Linked DNA regions of Homo sapiens: all the other regions are linked to region 2. The links are chromatin loops, found by intact Hi-C in ENCODE. Cell type or tissue: GM12878. All regions are shown on one strand.

What was found. Hi-C counts contacts between places; a loop is a spot of excess contacts. Peaks named below come from ENCODE experiments on the same cell type or tissue, not always from the same donor. Only the 100,000 strongest peaks of a DNase experiment are listed, where the experiment ranks them.
Region 1: a loop joins it to region 2, with 2.6 times the contacts of the local background. A loop is called at or near these places in 1 of 110 quality-filtered maps.
Region 3: a loop joins it to region 2, with 7 times the contacts of the local background. A loop is called at or near these places in 1 of 110 quality-filtered maps.
Region 4: it touches region 2 in a loop (4-fold over the local background); 1 of 110 quality-filtered maps calls a loop at or near these places.

The regions. Positions count from the first base shown.
Region 1 is chr4:105,189,425-105,194,424 of GRCh38, reverse strand. TET2 (tet methylcytosine dioxygenase 2) reads right to left here. Exons shown (of 11, transcript NM_001127208.3): 2 at 3,920-4,065. The region is part of intron 2 of TET2-AS1 (TET2 antisense RNA 1); the gene reads left to right. Among named protein-coding and RNA genes, the nearest start is that of TET2, 45 kb to the right of the region's middle. In GM12878, no CTCF peak of the experiment used is centred here; a DNase peak (open chromatin) is centred at 2,454; H3K4me3 peaks cover 705 bases; H3K27ac peaks cover 2,686 bases.
Region 2 is chr4:105,304,342-105,309,341 of GRCh38, reverse strand. The region is part of intron 2 of TET2-AS1 (TET2 antisense RNA 1); the gene reads left to right. Among named protein-coding and RNA genes, the nearest start is that of TET2-AS1, 46 kb to the left of the region's middle. RefSeq lists an enhancer at 2,645-2,924. In GM12878, no CTCF peak of the experiment used is centred here; DNase peaks (open chromatin) are centred at 2,771, 3,871 and 4,171; H3K4me3 peaks cover 606 bases; H3K27ac peaks cover 2,576 bases.
Region 3 is chr4:105,054,900-105,059,899 of GRCh38, reverse strand. No RefSeq gene overlaps it. Among named protein-coding and RNA genes, the nearest start is that of TET2, 89 kb to the left of the region's middle. RefSeq lists enhancers at 423-492, 513-612. In GM12878, no CTCF peak of the experiment used is centred here; DNase peaks (open chromatin) are centred at 379, 1,439, 1,599 and 1,999; H3K4me3 peaks cover 336 bases; H3K27ac peaks cover 3,579 bases.
Region 4 is chr4:105,591,952-105,596,951 of GRCh38, reverse strand. The region is part of intron 2 of ARHGEF38 (Rho guanine nucleotide exchange factor 38); the gene reads right to left. Among named protein-coding and RNA genes, the nearest start is that of ARHGEF38-IT1, 33 kb to the right of the region's middle. In GM12878, no CTCF peak of the experiment used is centred here; DNase peaks (open chromatin) are centred at 2,261 and 2,661; H3K4me3 peaks cover 602 bases; H3K27ac peaks cover 1,621 bases.

The sequences.
Region 1 (5,000 bases), 110 kb after region 2:
AGAAAAATAGTACAACAGTAGAAATATCATTCCTCCTTATACTACTGAAAAGATAAAAAGATAACATTGTAAATCAGGAAACTTCAACAATGACTAAAGGTGGGAGAAAGTGATTAATTAAATCAAGAAGACTGAAGCTTCTAAACAAGTTAGATCTGTTTCATGAGAAAGGGTAAAATGTGTATGTTAATTAGAAAAATGGCTACAAGAGAGTGCTAACAGGCAAGTCAAACCTTCTAATCCTATTCTCCACAAGCAAGCCAGCAAAATACAAACCACTAATACTTTTTTATTATTTTTTTATTAGCAGGAGGAGAGTCTCAGTATGGAGACCTGGGCTAGACCAAGTTAGATACTAGCTAGAGGCATGGCTATAAAGTCATGTAACATCTCTGGGTATCCTTTTTCCTTCCACAAAATGAACTAATTGGACTAGCTGATGTCTAATGGTTCCAAATCAATAATTTTTTGATTCTCTGTCTCTCCAACTTATTATAAAAATACAAAATTTGGATAGCAAACAACTTTTGTACTATGTTAGTATTACACGGATTTAATGCATAGTAAAAACAGCTCTTAGAAACTTAATTCAGCCTATATGACAAATATCAAATGAACTTTAGTTGCCTTAAGAATATCTGCATCTGATTGTCTTAACTGACTCATGCTGAATTCAAACTCATATGTCCCAACTTCCCTATTTCTTTTAATACCAACACGTAATTAATCATTTTGAAAATTTTAGAGAAATCTTTGACTCCTCTCTTTTATCTCTTACGTGCAGTCAGCAAATAAATCCTCATGATTTTTCCTTAAAATATATAAAATCTATCTTCCCTTCTCTCTTAACAAAATCCATTTTCAATTTATCTCCTAAATTACTCCAACTACTGCCTCCATTTCCTTATTTGTTTAAATTTGTAAAAATAATGATATAGCTAAATACAAGAATTCACCTTTCTACTCATCTGCTCTAATTATTCCCCAATATTTTCAGGATAGCATGCAATAATCTTTAGCTTGACTTTAGGATTTTACTAAATTTGGCCTTACCCTGCTTTCCCATCTTCTCTCTATTTGCCAACATGAACTTTATACAAGGTCGCCTTTTTCCTGCTTCCCACTTGCCCTCTGCCTGGCCCATTCCTGCCCTAAAGGCCAACATTCTTATTTCACTCCATTTCATGCTGTTTCCCCTCCACTTCTCTCCACTGGGATGTCATTCTTTGTTATCGATCCCAATTCTTCCTGTCCTTCAGGATCCAGGCCATGCCCTGTCACCTTCCTTTGTGAAGCCTCCTCTGTTATAGTCCAGATGGACCTTGCTATTCAACTTCCAAAGTTCTTGTCCATATCACTTACTTAAGTGTATGTGTAAATATTTACTGATGTATAAGATACTGTGATTCTTTTTAAATCACTCTGCATAAAACCTTTTACTACTCCAGGTCTTTTGGCTGTTCTCCACTACCTGCAATTCCTTCAGATAACTTCATGGCTTGTTTTTATATCTTTATCAGATTTTTATTTAAGACATAATCTTCTCTTGAAGCTGCCTTACTTGACTACTATATCTTCAATTACTACCTAACCCTGCCACTCAATTTCCTTTTTCTGCTTTACATTTTTAAAACTTAGCACTTCTTGGTATTTACTATATTATACATTTTATTTTGTATGTGTCTGTCTCTTACTCTAATGGATTCTAAGCTCAACAAGGGAAGAGATTTTTGCCTCTTACTCATTAATGCCACTCTAGTTCCTAGAAGAGTGCCTGGTATTTGGCAGGTGCTCAAGAAATATTTTTGAATGAATTCATATTTCAAAAACTAAAAGCAACATTAATAAAAGTGGTTAATAATAAAACAAATACCAATATAAAATTGAGAACTTACTATATGTTGGGCAATGTACAGGTAATGCATAAAATAATCCTGTTATTATCTATTATTACCTACTTTCTTCTTTGCCATTTAAAGCAGGGCTTACAGAGGTTAAATAATTTTCCCAAGAACACATTCCTAATAAATGTACTAAAAATAAACTCTAGGCTTATTTGCTATTGAAAATATGTCAAGGGCTGAGCTTATCCAACTGTAAAAAATTAAATGCAAAACAAGATTTTTGAGGAGATATGAGGGAAGAACTCCTCAGAGAGCTACCTGTAAAACCTTTTCCCTCAATGGCTAATATTTTAATTTGTTGTCTTCGTTTTTTTTTTAAGTTATCTTATAATTTTCCATAAACTTCTGCACTTTATTCCTTACCCAGGCTTAACGTTCAAGAAGAGAAAATCTTCTGACTAATGTTATGACTTCATTAAGGAGGAAAATTCCATCTTAAAAATGCGCTCTCAGTTCTCATGTAAAAGACAAGAGCAGAATGAGTAGTCACAGTTCTCACAGAGTGAGGTAAAGCAATCATCAAGGGAGGAGGGGAAAAGTAAAGAATGCTTTATTCATAATTACCTAAGATTTTCCAGCATGAGAGGGGAAAGAGGAAGTCTATTTTCAGTGACAATGATTACTCTAAAAATATTAACATGCAAGGGGAAAATTTTCATTCTGAGAGTTACTACTATACTGAGTTCTCTTTCCCTCACAGAGTGACTTAAAATTCCCAAGGTAGAGAGGTAATCTAGACAGATGCGCTTGCCCTGTGTCTTGAAAATGGCAACATCCAGGAATCATGGGAGTTCAACTGAGGACACACTGGAAAGGATTTCTCAGCACCAGAACAGTCTCTGAGAAGTATCAAGTGGCAGAGTGGATACTTATATCCTCAGGTGTCTGCAGTAAGGCAGAGATTAGAGCTATACAGGCTTATTAGAAGATTTGTTATGCTGAATGCATAAACAAGATTTAGTGAAACTGAAGCTGAATTACCTACTAAAAGGATTATAGACAAAAAAAAAGCCTAATTCTTCCTTTTTTCTATCTAATCCAGAGTCTCTCCTGCAATGTCTCTATAATTTTAACTGTCTTATATAGTTCAGGCAAAATTATATATTGTAGAATTCATTCTCATCTTCATCTTAAACATTTTAGACAAAAATATATTAGTTCCCTACTTCTATACATGCATATATGAGAAAATGGTCTGACAACCCTTAGGTTGGGACACTCAGCAGGTCATGGCATTCAGAGCAAATTGATTTTTATTAAGATAATTATAAGAACATGATTAAAAAAGTATTTTGTATCTCCCTCTTTCTTTTGTATTTTCAGAAAATCATATGAACTGGGCCTGGGGGCATGCACCTGTAATCCCAGCTCCTTAAGAGGCTAAGGCAGGATGATGGCTTGAACCCAGGAGTTTCAGAGCAGCCTGGGCAACATAGCCAGACTCTGTCTCTATCCATTAAAAACAAACCGTATGTAAAATCACATAGCTGCTCCTGAGATCTGCCATTCCATAATTTAGTTCTCTGCTAGTTCTATGGCACCAAATTGTCACAAGACTGACTAGCCAGGTGCAGGAGGTACTCACTTTTCAGATCAGCAAGTAACCACAAATACCATTTATTTGGTCCTTAACAAGATTGAGACGAAGTGGCTACAAGTGAAGCAAAATGGAGGCGATAAATACTCTAACAACTGGTTATAGATATCACATTTTCTTATGTTTATAGTTACATTTGAATAATCCTTACCTCTTTTTAAAAACTCCATAGACATTGAGAATTGATAAAAATCTATCTTTCTCCAGAAAAATACAGCTATACATAAGTCAGTACACAACTTTAGTAAATTCACAAATCTTAACAATCTAATCCATGTGTCCTAAGCATAGACAATAAAGAAAAGTATTTGAGAGGGTGCAGGGTAACTTGAAGTTGAAGTTTGGGAGAGAGATTACCATTACATTAGGAATAAATTCATACTTGACAAACAAGTGTCAACTGTCTCCACTGTCTTACCAGCAGCTCAGTCCCTTACTGCTCTTCCTGGATCATGTCCTATTGGCTGCTGCTGAGCCCATCTCCTGCTTCCAAGCGTTGTAACTCAACAGGAGCAAAGGCAAGTAAACAATCTTGAGAGGGTGTGCTGCTGAATGTTTGCCAGCCTAGAGAAGACAGAGTTTGAACATTTTTAAGTTAGCAAAAAGGAACAGGGTATATACACCTGATATAAAGAGTTTAAAAGGTTTTGGATACCTATAATTGGATATTTCCATTACAGTGTGGCTGTTAAAAAACTTAGAGAATCTTTCTCAAAGCAATGACACTCTCAAATGTACCATAATAACAATTCTAATATCTGTAGAACACTTTGCCATGCCCAAAGCATCTTTAGTCTTCACATCTTCACCGCAATAATCAATGAGGCTTAAGAGCCAGTGGCTTATATTACTTCATCTGTTGAATCCAGTGGTTCACAGTGTGGCTTACAAGAGTATCACCTAGGTAAGAAGTTGAGGATTTTGCTCAGAGATTCTGACTTGTTGAGCTAAGAGGAAACTTTATTCTCCAGGTGACTGTAAGATGAAGTCAGGATTGAGAATCATTAAGTCCCTGTACTTCATGAGATGTGGCACTAACTAAACTCATAAATAGCAAGCATTCATTCAGTATATGCCATGTCAAGGTAACATGCTAAGTGCTATGGAAAAGGTAAAACATTATAACATGTGGTCTCTGTGCTCAAGGGTTTTAATTTAGCTGGAGAGACTGGACATATACTTTAAAAGGACCACCTAATAAGATACCTACTTTAAAAACATAACCCAAGTAAGACTTAATTGGTCAAAGATGTAGTAAAAATATTGGGTGCTACAAATAAGTGGAGATGACATGCACTGATAAAAGGGAGTAGGTTAAAAACATGAGAGAAGTCCACAGAGTTCCAAGGGCAGAGAGAAAAGAGGAATGGGGAGAAAGCGTTGTTTTGAGGCACAGATACAGCTGCAGCAAATTGGAGGAGATTAAAAAGCTCTCTCTGACTGAAGAGTGTCTACAAAGGAGCACAAGAAGACTTTGGAAAGACCGATTTGAAACAGAA
Region 2 (5,000 bases):
CTGGAAGCATCCCCTTTGAAAACTGGCACAAGACAGGGATGCCCTCTCTCACCATTCCTATTCAACGTAGTGTTGGAAGTTCTGGCCAGGGCAATCAGGCAGGAGAAGGAAATAAAGGGTTTTCAATTAGGAAAAGAGGAAGTCAAATTGTCCCTGTTTGCAGATGACATGATTGTATATTTAGGAAACCCCATCATCTCAGCCCAAAATCTCCTTAAGCTGATAAGCAACTTCAGCAAAGTCTCAGGATACAAAATTAATGTGCAAAAATCATGAGCATTCCTGTACACCAATAACAGACAAACACAGAGCCAAATCATGAGTGAACTCCCATTCACAATTGCTACAAAGAGAATAAAATACCTAGGAATCCAACTTACAAGGGATGTGAAGGACCTCTTCAAGGAGAACTACAAACCACTGCTCAACTAAATAAAAGAGGACACAAACAAATGGAAGAACATTCCATGCTCATGGATAGGAAGAATCAATATCATGAAAATGGCCATACTACCCAAGGTAATTTATAGATTCAATGCCATCCCCATCAAGCTACCAATGACTTTCTTCACAGAATTAGAAAAAACTACTTTAAAGTTCATATGGAACCAAAAAAGAGCCCGCATCGCCAAGTCAATCCTAAGCCAAAAGAACAAAGCTGGAGGCATCACACTACCTGACTTCAAACTATACTGCAAGGCTACAGTAACCAAAACAACATGGTACTGGTACCAAAACAGAGATATAGATCAATGGAACAGAACAGAGCCCTCAGAAATAATGCCGCATATCTACAACTATCTGATCTTTGACAAACCTGAGAAAAACAAGCAATGGGGAAAGGATTCCCTATTTAATAAATGGTGCTGGGAAAACTGGCTAGCCATATGTAGAAAGCTGAAACTGGATCCCTTCCTTACACCTTATACAAAAATCAATTCAAGATGGATTAAAGATTTAAACGTTAGACCTAAAACCATAAAAACCCTAGAAGAAAACCTAGGCATTACCATTCAGGACATAGGCGTGGGCAAGGACTTCATGTCCAAAACACCAAAAGCAATGGCAACAAAAGCCAAAATTGACAAATGGGATCTAATTAAACTAAAGAGCTTCTGCACAGCAAAAGAAACTACCATCAGAGTGAACAGGCAACCTACAACATGGGAGAAAATTTTCGCAACCTACTCATCTGACAAAGGGCTAATATCCAGAATCTACAATGAACTCAAACAAATTTACAAGAAAAAAACAAACAACCCCATCAAAAAGTGGGCAAAGGACATGAACAGACACTTCTCAAAAGAAGACATTTATGCAGCCAAAAAACACATGAAAAAATGCTCATCATCACTGGCCATCAGAGAAATGCAAATCGAAACCACTATGAGATATCATCTCACACCAGTTAGAATGGCAATCATTAAAAAGTCAGGAAACAACAGGTGCTGGAGAGGATGTGGAGAAATAGGAACACTTTTACACTGTTGGTGGGACTGTCAACTAGTTCAACCATTGTGGAAGTCAGTGTGGCGATTCCTCAGGGATCTAGAACTAGAAATACCATTTGACCCAGCCATCCCATTACTGGGTATATACCCAAAGGACTATAAATCATGCTGCTATAAAGACACATGCACACGTATGTTTATTGCGGCATTATTCACAATAGCAAAGACTTGGAACCAACCCAAATGTCCAACAATGATAGACTGGATTAAGAAAATGTGGCACATATACACCATGGAATACTATGCAGCCATAAAAAATGATGAGTTCATGTCCTTTGTAGGGACATGGATGAAATTGGAAACCATCATTCTAAGTAAACTATCGCAAGAACAAAAAACCAAACACCGCATATTCTCACGCATAGGTAGGAATTGAACAATGAGATCACATGGACACAGGAAGGGGAATATCACACTCTGGGGACTGTGGTGGGGTCGGGGGAGGGGGGAGGGATAGCACTGGGAGATATACCTAATGCTAGATGACACGTTAGTGGGTGCAGCGCACCAGCATGGCACATGTATACATATGTAACTAACCTGCACAATGTGCACATGTACCCTAAAACTTAAAGTATAATAAAAAAAAAAAAATTAAAAAAAAATGCAGTAAAAACAAAGAGGCATTAGGCTCAAAGCAGCATGAAATTTGCCCTCTGTTAGTCATCCAAATCCTGCTGATGGTCCCACAAGGGTCTTTGCTCAAGACAGGGTAGTACTATGAGAAGGTAGTGCTATGAGAAGGACCTCTGGGCTGCCCTTGGCTGTCCCAGCCCAGCTTGACCTTGATGCCTGCAAACACCTGCTTTGATTGGAGTTGTCTTGTTACTGAGTGGGTCCAGCTTTCCAGCGCTTTCCAATTTACAAACTGGAAATTCCTGCGGTGAAAGATGTAAAAATTGTTTTTAAATATTAAATATAAAAGATTAAATATGCAAAAAAAACCTGAGGTAGGTGGAACCCTGCCACTTTTGAGACCTTCCGAGAATACTGATGACACCCTTGAGAAGAGTAAATAACTGAGAGGAGCATCAACTTTGAGGAAACACACATCTCATCTTTCTTCCTCCTTCAGTCTCGCCCACAACCAGTTCCCCCACCATACCTGCTTTGACCCCATTTCCAGGATAGGTAGTACTCTCTTGAGTCATTCTTTCTGTTTCCAGCTGGCTCACATTAATAGTGACGCAGAAAAGCTGAACGGCCCTCTTTTCTCTGAAAGAGCTCATGGTTAGATTTAGCAAGAGGCTTCTGCTCTTTCTGTCCTTCCATTGGAGAGTGTCACGTGTCATTCTGTACAGCCCTGGGGTTTTCCCCTCTTCTAAAATTCTAGTTATGAATGGTTATCATAAGTGTGAGTGACTCACCACTCTTTAATATACCAAGGCATAGGCAAGGCTGTGTGACAGCAGTGGCTGGCATGTGCTTGCAGCCAGACACACACCCACCTACACCCACACTGTTTTGCTTTTGTCCTTCAAGGTTGGAAGTGCTGAACAGAGCAGAATCCCAGGTATTGTAGCATCATGGCATAATGTTTTCCACTGAGGCTTTTCCGAGTCAGAAGTGGACAACCTAATTAGGGGGGTTTTAATGTGTATGTGACATATACTCACCATCCTAAGCTGTGTCATTGGAACTGAGGATGTTTTTGACTTTTCCTTCCCACTCTCTTTCTCACTGACCCAGACCCCTTTCTGTGGAACAGAGAAATGGTAGGCAGTGTATCTTAGCCATTTATTAACGGGGCCCAGACATGATCCCCAGGACTTTGCTGACAGGTCTAAATAAGGCTAATCTACATGTTGCCACCAGGAGCTCTATTAAAAAATTGGACAGCTGGGGGAAAGGCTGGCCTACTGGGCTTTTCACTGTTCTGACTGGGCAGCCCAACATCCTATTGCCCTGATAGAATAGAACTCCTCATATCTGCCTTGCTTTCTACCAGGCTCTGGAGCCACTTATTAGCTCTGTTTTAAGAAAATTATTGATATTCTGTGTCTCAGTTTTCTCAAGCATGAAATGGAGATAAAAATTGTACTTCCCTTAAATTGTGGTTATAAGGATTAAAAGAATAAATACATGTAAAATGCTGAAATCAATATTTAGCCCACAGTACTCTTAAATGTTAGTGATTAGTAATATCCATAGCAAGCCTCTTGCTTCAAGCCCTCTTGGGAACTTCCTAAGCTGCAAATATGTGAGTAATATCACAGCCTGTATGGCAGATGAAAGCATAATCTTTGGAAAGTTGTGTGCCTTGACCTGAAAATACTTGGACTGACCATCACTGCCATCGCAAACCATAAGCAACTGAGCACTTATTGAATATGATTTTCTCAACCTGCAGCTATACTTGAAGTCTGTAGGGGCTGAAACTTACCGTTATTTCCAACGCTGTTTGTAGTTCTACCACAAAGCCTGGCCTGTTGTAGATGCTTAATTGAGTTAGCATTGAGGGGCATCATTTTGAATCTTTATCATGAAAAGGACACTTTTGCTTGGCTGAACCTACATTGACACATAATTATGCAGAGCCCACAGTTTACACATGGGTTTGCTCGATTTGTACATTCTATGGATTTAAACAAATATATACCTGTATCCACCATTACAGTGTCATACCAAGTAGTTTCACTGCCCTAAAAATCTTCTGTGCCCTATTTGTTTCCTCACCTCTAACTCTGACAATCACTGATGTAATCGTTTTCTATTTCTGTAAAATTGGTAGTAATATCCTCTTTCATTTCTGATTTTAGTTACTTGAGCTTTTTTTCTTAGTCATTCTAGCTAAACATTTTGTTGATCTTTTCTAAGAGCTTACTTTTGGTTTAATTTTTTTGTTTTTTTTTTTTTGTATCCTGTATTGTATCTTTGTTGTAATCTTTCCTTCCTTCTTCTGGCTGTGGGTTTAGTTTTTTCTTTTTTTAGTTCCTAAAAGTGTAAAGTACATTGTTAATTTGACATCCTTCTTTTTAATGTAAGCATTTACAGCTATACATTTTTCTCTTGGGTCTGATTTCTGTACATGCCATAAGTGTCGGGGGGTTGTGTTTTCATTTCTCTCAAAATATTTTCCAGTTTCTCTATAGTTTCTTCTTTAACCCATTGGCTGTTTGAGTATATTGTTTAATTTCAATGTGTGTGAATTTTCCAGTTTTCCTTCTGCTACTCATTTCTAGTTTCATTCCATTATAATTGTAAGGGATACTTTGTATGATATCAACCTTTTAACATTTGTTAAGACTTTTTTGTTAATAAATGTTTAACATTTATTAAGACTTTTTTGTTAAGCTTCAGTTGCTTAACATTTCTATTCTGAAGAATGTTCTATGTACACCAGAAAAAAGTTGACTTTGTCTAATATAAATATGGTCATCCTTGCTCTCTTTTGGTTGCTGTTTGCATGGATTACCTTTTCTCATTATTTCACACTCAATCTGTGTGTATTCTTAGCTCTAAAATGAATCTCATAAAATTGTATCCTGC
Region 3 (5,000 bases), 250 kb after region 2:
TACAGGGCTGAAACTGAACAACAAAACTGGAATTCCCTCTCCTGGGCCTCTCCAGAAAATATAGCTGAGATTGATCCTTTTGGTCACCACAGAAATAAAGAATGAATAAAAAGAGCCAGCAAAAAGAAGTCTTTAAAGACAACAAAGAGACTCTGTAGAGTTTTATGACAGGTTTAGATAATTAAAACTCATCACAAGGAAGGACATTTAGGAAACAGGAAGGGCTGACTTCATTCTACCCACAAGATTTCCAGAATCTTTCTTGATTCAGATGAGAGTGGAGGTCCCTCTTCTCCCCATTCCCACCCCACTCTTGAGTGCTGTGCTGCTTCTCCTTTCTCTGTTCCTGTTCTCAGTCTCCCATGTCACACAATAGTAACAAAATGACTAAAGTCTTACTCACTGAATATATTATGTGAGCCAAAAACAAGTGTTCTGGCAGCTTGGTGAACTTACCAAATCTCCTGAGTCTCAAGGTAGCACTGGCTTAAAGTCCTTGATGGAGCTTGAAGAAGAAAGTGTAATACATCTGTTCTCAAAATTCACTTGACTAACTCCATCACCTCCTTCAAGTCTGGGCAAATCTCACCTTCTCAATAAAGCCCGCTCTGACTGTCCTCTTTAATGCCGCAAACTACCCCTTCCCCAACACTACCTTCTGGCATTCCTGATCTTTCTTATTCTACTGTTTTTCTTTTCAGTGATGTTTATCATCTTCAAACATACTAGCATATCTACTTATGATGATTTTCTATTCCTGCCTCCCACTTGAATGTAAGCTTCACAAAGGCAGAGATCATAGTTTGTTTTTTAATATATCATAAGCCCCAAGAACAGTGTTTGGCCCATAGTAGGTGCTCAATAAAGATTGGTAGGATAAAATAATGAGTATTAATTAGCTATTGCTATGACACATGACTGAAGGAATTTATATATATTAAAGAGAAAAAGTACAAATAATGCCCTGTAATACAGTATGATGAGTGCTAAACTATCAATATAAAACAAGAGCAATGGAATGAATAATTCCACAGAACAGTTCTCTGTTCTAGTAAGGTAGCCAAAAGTGGATCATAAGAGAGGGATGATGGATGTGGAGGTATCAAGAAGAGATTTCAAGTGGACTCTCAGCTTATTTTTCCTCATAGGAATGGAGTCTTCTTGTTAGGAAGATGAGATTTCCTATCTTCTGTATCACAACTTGAGTCAGCAAATGGAGTGGGAAGAATAAATTGGTAAACTGGAACTCACCTATTGAGTCTCTTGGCTTTCAGTTCCCTTTTTAGCCATAGTATAGGCCTCCTTCCCTTTCCCATATCATTTACTGCAGGTATTGGGTCTTACAAAACCTATTATCTTCCCAGCCTGCTCAGTGAGGTTCTGAGTCAATCTAATCTCCTTGTGTTAGCTTTTAATATACTTCATATTTCCTTCTATCATTGTAGAAGAACATTGTGGTTTGCATTTTCTTGATGTTGGTTTACTCCTGCTTATCTGTACCTTGACTTACATTTTCTGGAAGAGAAGCAGATGGCGGATGACTCATTGGTACAATCATTTTGACTTTCTTTGCTGCCTGTGATAATTTGAGATTCCTGGTCTAGATTTTTTTTTCCACTTCTGCTTCAGATGAGTCATATGACTTCAGGTGGTGGATTAGAATCGATGCTTTATCTGCCCAGTTTTGAGTATCTTATTTTAAGTCGTAAGAGTGTTAAAAGCTATGCTGCTGAGCAAATCCTTCCCAGTGAGAAGAATAAGGAGAAGTTCTGTTTTTGTAATATCGTACTTCTATTGATTGGCAAAAGAGTATTGTATTTATCATTACCCTCAGTATTTAAAAACCATCCAAAGCCTTCTTGGGTGAAGACTCTAAATATATCTCAGGCATATACTCTGTTTATTGTGTTCTGTGTGGCCTGGGAAAGTCATAAACAAATGAATTACATCTGTTTGTGAGGCATTTACTGATTTCTTAAGACAGAGGCTGGGAAACACAAAGGGAAAGTACCTGACCTTCCGACTATAATATGCTCGTAAGTTCCTCTGGGTCACATTTATTTTTGCATACCTGAGACAGAGCTACACAGACAGTAGATATCAAATAGGTATTGTGAAATAGTGAAAAAAAGAATTCATAGATTGACCTGATTTATTATGTGAGGAACAGCATGAAACCTGGAAATCCAGTTTCCATGTCTGTAGAAAGGAAAAATTATACTAGTCAACTATAGGCTAATAAAAAACACTGTAAAATAAATTAAGCAGCTGAGATCTGTGTGTTCAGGAAACTGCGCAACCATTACACTTCTCCAATTTTCTAGGAAGGGGCAATTGCCTTAGGAGTGCATTGAGTAAGTTCCATTTACAAAGTATAATTGTAGGGGCCCCGAGTCTCTTGAACGCCTTGCACAACACTACCTTCTCTCCTAGCTGGCCAGAAGTCCCTATCAATAGCACTGGTCTTCAAGATCAGGTAATAAGTATCCTTGTACTTTTTCACACACACTAATTGAAGAGAGAGTGTTGAAGGTTTTCTCAAACCTTCTCCAAAGGGACTTTGTTACTTCAGTTAGCACATGGTTACACACTAAGGCAAAATTTCCAAAGTTTTGTTCTGTGGATTCCTATACTCCAACCTCAGTTGTCATTGTTTAATCACTATACCCTGCTTAATTTTTATTCATAATGTTTATTATTACCTGAAATCATGTATGAATTTAGTCTTTACTTTCTGCCGTCGTTACTGAGAGCTTAAACTCCAAGAGCTCATGGATTTATCACCAGCACAGAAATTAGTATTTGGCATACTAGGCGCTCTATAAATATTTGAATAAATGAAAAGGCTTTATGATGTGATGATGTGAAAAAAGACTTTTTTTTTTTTTTGAGACTTAGTCTTGCTCTGGTCACCCAGGCTGGAGTGCAATGGTGTGAACTAGGCTCACTGTAACCTCTGGCTCCCGGGTTCAAGTGATTCTCCTGCCTCAGCCTCCCGAGTAGCTGGGACTACAGGCGCCTGCCACCATGCCTGGCTAATTTTTGTATTTTTAATAGAGATGGGGTTTCACTTTGTTGGCCAGGCTGTTCTCAAACTCCTGACCTCAGATGATCCGCCTGCCTCGGCCTCCCAAAGTGCTGGGATTACAGGCGTAAGTCACCATGCCGTGCTGTGAAAAAAAGACTTCTATGGTAAAGTTCATTTTGAAAATGGAGTAAATAAAGATAAGTTTATCTACTGCAGGACTCATTGGGCATTTTAATAAACTATATGTGTTTTATGAATCTCAGGATGGGGATAAAATATTCTGTGTTCCCTCAACTTCTTTGATCACAGAACTTTTTTGCTTTTGGCCTAATGTTATGAGATAAGTACATTTCAGTGAAGGAAAAAAAATGGGCAAATCTTAGAAAGTCTTACTCCTGTAGCAGTGAGGCATATTGGCATGCTGTAGGGATTTTTCAGTCAGAGTCCCTAGAGGATGAGTTCAGGAAAGCTGGCCTTGGGTAATGAAGATATGAGGCTATGGGAGACTTGGAAGAAGAATGGTGAAAGAGGAGAGGATCTGCAAAGACAGAATTTGAGTATCTCATTATGCTCTCTTTCAAAGTGCTGGAAAGATGTTACCAAACGGCAGATGCAGCTTGGAAAGAAGAATTCCTGACCATGTTTCAAAATTATTATTTTTTAAGTAAACTTTTTACACATAAAGGTGTATAAAACATAGTACAGAGACCAATGATTTTTCACAAAGTAAACCCACTCACAAAACCAGCAATTTAAAAAAATTACCAAAGCCCAGAAGCTAACTTTTATGAATTTTATCTTTGGCAATTGTCGATTTTCTATATTTTACATTTGTTTTCAATTTAAAAAGTCTTATCTGGGGTTTTTTCAATTTTTTTTCTATTTTTCAAGGTAAACACTTAGAATCATGGCTTTTTAGTCCTTTTCTTCTTCTTTTAAATTTCCAACTTTTATTTTAAGTTCAGAGGTACATATGCAGAACATGCAGCTTGTTACATAGGTGAATGTGGTGGTTTGCTGCACAGATTATCTGCTCACCCAGATATTAAACCCAGAAACCATCAGCTATTCATCCTGACCTTCTTCCTCTTCCTAACCCCTACCCTCCAACAGGCCCCAGTGTCTGTGGTTCCCCACCATGTGTCCATGTTCTCATCATTTAGTGAGAACATGCAGTATTTGATTTTCTTTCTTAGTTTGCTAAGGATAACGGCCTCCAGCTCCATCCATGTCCTCGCAAAGGACATTATCTTGCTTCTTTTTATGGCTACATAGTATTCCATGGTGTATGTGTACCATGTTTTCCTTATCCAGTCTATCATTGATGGACATATAATAGGTTGATCCCACGTCTTTGCTATTGTGAACAGTGCTGCAATGAACATACAGTATGCATGTGTCTTTATAGTAGACTGATCTATATTCCTTTGGGTATATACTCAGCAAAAGGATTGCTGGGTCAAATGGTATTTCTGCCTCTAGGTCTTTGAGAAATCCTCATACTGTCTTCCACAATGGTTGAACTGATTTATACTCCCACCAACAGTGTAAAAATCATTTCTTTTTCTCTACAACTTTGCCAGCATCTATTGTTTTTGGACTTTCTAATAATAGCCATTGAGTGGTGTGAGATGGTATCTCATTGTAGTTTCAATTTGTATTTCTCTAGTGATCAGTGGTGTTGAGCTTTTTTTCATATGTGTGTTGGTCACATGTACATCTTAATTTCATAAGTGTCTGTTCGTATCCTTTGTCCACTTTTAAATGGCATTGTTTGCTTTTTTCTTGTAAATTTGAGTTCCTTACAGATGCTGGATATTAGATCTTTGTCAGATGCATAGTTTGCAAAAATTTTCCCCCATTTTGTAGGTTGTCTGTTTACTCTGTTGATAGTTTCTTTTGCTGTGCAGAAGCTCTTTAGTTTAATTAGATCTTGTTTGCCAATTTTTGTTTTTGTTGAAATTGCTTTTGG
Region 4 (5,000 bases), 290 kb before region 2:
TAGAGCCGAGTAAGCAGTGCATCAGGGCTGCTGCAGAGCCGCTATGCACTGTATAATTTCTGGGAGTGCTGTTCCACAGCAAGGCAGCCAGGGGCTGGATATAGAGGTAGAACCTAGCTTTGAGGTGTCATGACGGTCACCAGGGATGCCCAACCAGCTAAAAACATCGGAAGAGAGGGCAGGATATGGAACTCAGGAAGATTCCCATGACGTGCTGAAGCTGCAGTTCCTGTTGTATAGGACGGCAATGGGCTCACTCTGGTGAAGGAAGAGCCATGAAAAACACAGCAAAGGGATATACAAGTTTCACTGAATACTTTAGCAGTAAATATAGCTTAAAATGCATAGGAAGTCAATGGGACTTTGGCTATCTCTTTATTATATATAAATTTTCATTGTATTATGGTCTTTGAACAGTATTTTTATTATTATAGTACATCTATATTCCCCTCCTCCCTGTCTCCTTTCAGGGATACTTGGATCTATACTGTGTTCTCAGGGAGTTGGTGAGCCCTCCTCACACGCAGCCTTCTCTGACAGGGTTGGTATGATGGCTGACGCTACAGCAACTTGGTTTGGGGTGGGGGGCACAAGCAGGAAGCTGAATGCCTGAGCCCTGGAGTGCCTTCCCTCCCTTGCTCCTTTGAAAAAGCGGCCAGCTAAGAATTTTCCCTCCCTAACTCCCTCTCTTTTGTGTTTCCCTATCCCAGGGCTTTCCTCACCCACTTTGGACCCTGAGGGAGAGATTTTGTAGGATGTCACACAGAACCATTGCTCAATATACTCCCCACCATCCTGACATTGAAACAGCCCACTGCTAACCTAGGTATGACTGATAACACTGGTAATAGGCACCATTTTACATTCAAGGACTCTGAATTGAGAGAGAGCATGAACATCAAATTTATGGTCCCTTATTTTAATAAGTTTTTTTAAATTTTCAATTTCATATTTGTTATTTGTGGCTGAAAATAAAATGTGTAAATATATAGTTGTCATCAGGGGAAAATATTCCATAATGGCATACAGTCAACCCTCTGAATCCTTGAGTTCCATGTCTATGGAATCAGTCCTCTGTGGATCAAGAATATTTTTTAAAATGCATCTGTATTGAACAGACTCTCTTTCTTATCATTATTCCCTAAACAATATAGTATAACAACAATTTAGATGGCATTTACATTGTATTAGGTACCATAAATAATCTAGAGATGATTTAAAGTATACAGTAGGATGTGTGTAGGTTATGTGTAAATGTAACCATTGCATTTTACGTCAGACACTTAAGCTTCCATGTATTTTGGTATTCTTGGTGGATCCTGGAGCCAGTGCCCCGTAGATACTGAGGGACAACTGTGTATGGTATAATTCCTATTCCAGAAAATATTTCAGTATGTTTGTATAAACAATAAGCCAAAATAATTATTGTGCTTATTTCTAAGTGGCAAGACTACAGGTGATTATTTTCCTCTATATATTTTTTCTAGTGAAAATTATTTATATAATGTTGCCATATAGTATATCAAAATTTTAACAGAAAATTCCAACTGAATTCCTGTCAATACAAAATTATATATATTTTAAACCATTTTTTAGAAAACACAAATTTTTGAGCATAAGGCACATGATTAAACCAAATATGAGTAAATTCAAAATAAATACACATAACTTTCTTGTTATAGAAATAAAATCTACCAAGTGTGCATTCAAACACATACACTTGAAATATCATTGGATGGGTAAAAAGATGCTGGTAATGGAGTTTGCCTCTAGGGGAGGAAACCGAGTAGCTGAGGAATTCTATAGCCCCCTTGAGATCTTTGGTAGATTTGCACTATGTGAATTTTAGCAACTGAAAATAATTAAAAAACAAAGAAAAATAAAAATAAGTACAGTACTCAAATTCCTCCAGCTATTCCTTTCAATCACTTTTTGCCCTTTCCATTGTTAGATTAGTCTACTCTAGTTTGATTTACTTTGACTTATAGCCAAAAACATAGAGTATCTCTCACTGCCCTGTTTGGATAATAAATAACTAGAACCTGTTTTCCCACTAAATGTTTCAACACTAACTGATGTGGATAACGTTTGCCTTCTTTGCAAAACCTCTCACAGTGCTGCTATTAAAGAAGATGTGTAACTGCTGAGTTTGATGTATTATCAGTTCGGTAAAGGTCTGACATAGAAAAGCCTTGAAGTTAAGATTAAAGTTTACAGCACGATTGTCACAGAACAGTTGTCAGTCAAGGGCTAGATCTAATCACTCATTTGTACACTGATTCACTCATACAAGGTGACTCAGTTAAGCCAGGAACTTCTGGTACTTTCCTCAGTTTTCAACTTCCTTCATCCAATTTTCACTTAAATAAAATGACTTGTTTTGTTTTGTTTTTACTGGGAGTGGTCTGAGTTTGATTTTGTATAGAGAAAAGATGATGAATCCGATGATACCCAAATTCTCTCCTAGCTTAACCTGTAGTTGTAAAATATTTATGTTGCCCCAGGTTTAGCTAAGCTTGGTTTACAGATTATTGCTATAGTTATCTGAAAACTGTATGTGTTAATCTACACATTTTGACAGTGATGACAGGTGGTTTGTGCTCAAAGACACTGGTAGTTAAATGTCCAGAAGGGAAGTGAGAACAGGAAAGAACTAACGAACATTGAAAAGGTAGTGAACTGAATGAACTGGTGGTGTCAACTAACTACCTCAGCACTCATATAAACGCTGATAAGAGTCATATGAGTACCCGAACATTTATTTACTTAATCAAAGGTTAAAAGTTTTGAGAAGTGGGAAAAAGGCAGATCTGACATGAGAATTCTGAGAACCTTAAGAGAATTGCTATTACCTTAGTGGAGAGAACTAATAGAATGAAATTAAAGTCCACAATGAGGAAGGCAGAGAGCAGACAGCATTGAAAGATAGCTAAATAACAAGGTCAAAGTGTGAAAAATCAACAACCTATAAACAATTCAAATAAAACAACCTAGAAAATGTGAGTTAGAATTTTGAGAATTGTAATTCACAGTATTGAGAGCAAAAGCCAAATGTGCCAAATAAACGACCATAAATGTTACCATAATGGAAAAGTTTTACCTGGCATGGTCTAAGACACCAATTCTGAGAACTGCTTATAAGAGTTTCATAGGAAGCCAAAAACAAGTAAAGAAAAATAACAAAAAGTAAAAGCACAAAAAAGAATTGGAGAAAATATATAAGAATACAGCTATCAATGACATTCATTTTAGCGGGGCTAGTTTGACTCACCAATGTAGCAGATTATTTAAATTGGCAACATTTTCATATAAGGTAAACTTAGTCCATTTGATACAAATGTGGACTAAGAATTCAAAGAAAGACTTTTCTTGTATATTTGATGTTTTTGTCTGTCTGTTTATTTGTTTCTTCTGGAGACAGGGTCTTGCTCTGTCTCTCAGGCTGCAGTACAGTGGCGTGATCATGGCTCACTGCAGCCTCAACCTCCTGGGCTCAAGTGATCCTCCCACCTCAGCCTCCTGAGTAGCCTGGACTACAGAAGCAAGCCACTACACTTGGCTGTTTTTTTTTAAATAGGGATGAGGTCTCCCTATGCTGCCCAGGCTGGTCTCGAACTCCTGGCCTCAAGCAATCCTCCTGGTTGTGCTGATCTTTCCAAAGTGCTGGGATTACAGGTGTGAGCCACTGCAACTGGGCGTGTTTTTTACTGTTTTTTATATTGATCATTAGCCAATCGCAGGGACAGATTTTTGATAAATTGTGCTTATTTTGAAACATGTTTTAGTCACAAATGTTCTTATACCTAGTAAATATTTTATATTTAATTTTAAAATAGACAATGAATATAGATGATTCCTTTAGGATCGAGGAAAACAATTTTTTTGGTTTGTTTGTGTTTGATTTTGGTTTTTAAGATAGTAGATAATAGTGCTATGAATGATTCCATAAGGAGGGTAAACTAATTATTCAGGAGAGAGAAAGGACACAGACTGGAGTAAAACCTTTCAGTCTGAGGGGATAGAATCCACTGCACTAGCAGAGAGAGGTCATCCTTCATTAGAAGCGGGAACCATTGCTTCCGGTAATAGGAGGAAGCCAACTTATATAGGTAGAGATGCAGTAAGTTGGTAGATTTGGTGTTGGGAGTGTGCACATCTTATTGTTTCTAGTTTCTTTATGAAATGATGGAAAAGGGCATAAGCTGAGAGAAGAAAAAGGGGTGTTTGACATGTGAGGAAAAGAATGTGAGAGAATCTCCTCAGAAACATTACTGGGGGCCCCAGTAGAAAGTGGTCATGAATTTTATAAGAGATTAATTCTGCTGCACAGGTAAAGGTGTGAAGTAGACGAAAAATTGAACTTCACTCGAGTAAGTTGTTGCAGGGAAGTAAATGGAAAGAAAGAGAGAAAAAGGAATTGAGGTCGTGTGCAAGGAGCGATTATAATGAAGGACCCATAGAAATTAAAGCATCTTTGGGCCCGATGAAGAGAGAAATGGTAGTAATGTCCATAGTTTGGAGGTCTCGGTGCCATCAGAAGGTTGTCAGAAATCGTACCAGTGGGAGTAGGCTTGGGCATCAGAGAATAGTAAGCTTGAAATTCTGATTTTGAGGGGATGAAGTTGTTGGTAATGGCAAGTTCTAGGTTATGACCCTGGCGTGAGTGGCTGAATGGGATTGAGGAAAGATTGTTGGATATGAAAAAGTGAAAGAACTGAGAGGCCCGAATGTTGCATGGGTTATTTGCATGAATATTGAAATTACCTAAAAAAGATGTCAGAATTAAGGAGGAGAGCGAGAGAGTGAGAATACATAGACACAGTGGGCTAGGTTCCAAATTTTTCAAAGAATAAGAGTTGACAGGGAGGACTGTACCATAAGGAAAGGTAGTGACAGAGTCTGATGCTATGTGCATTTAAAATCAACATTTGAATAAGTATGTAAATGAACATGTTAGTAACCATTGATATCTGCCAGAATAGCAGTTATATCAAATACAT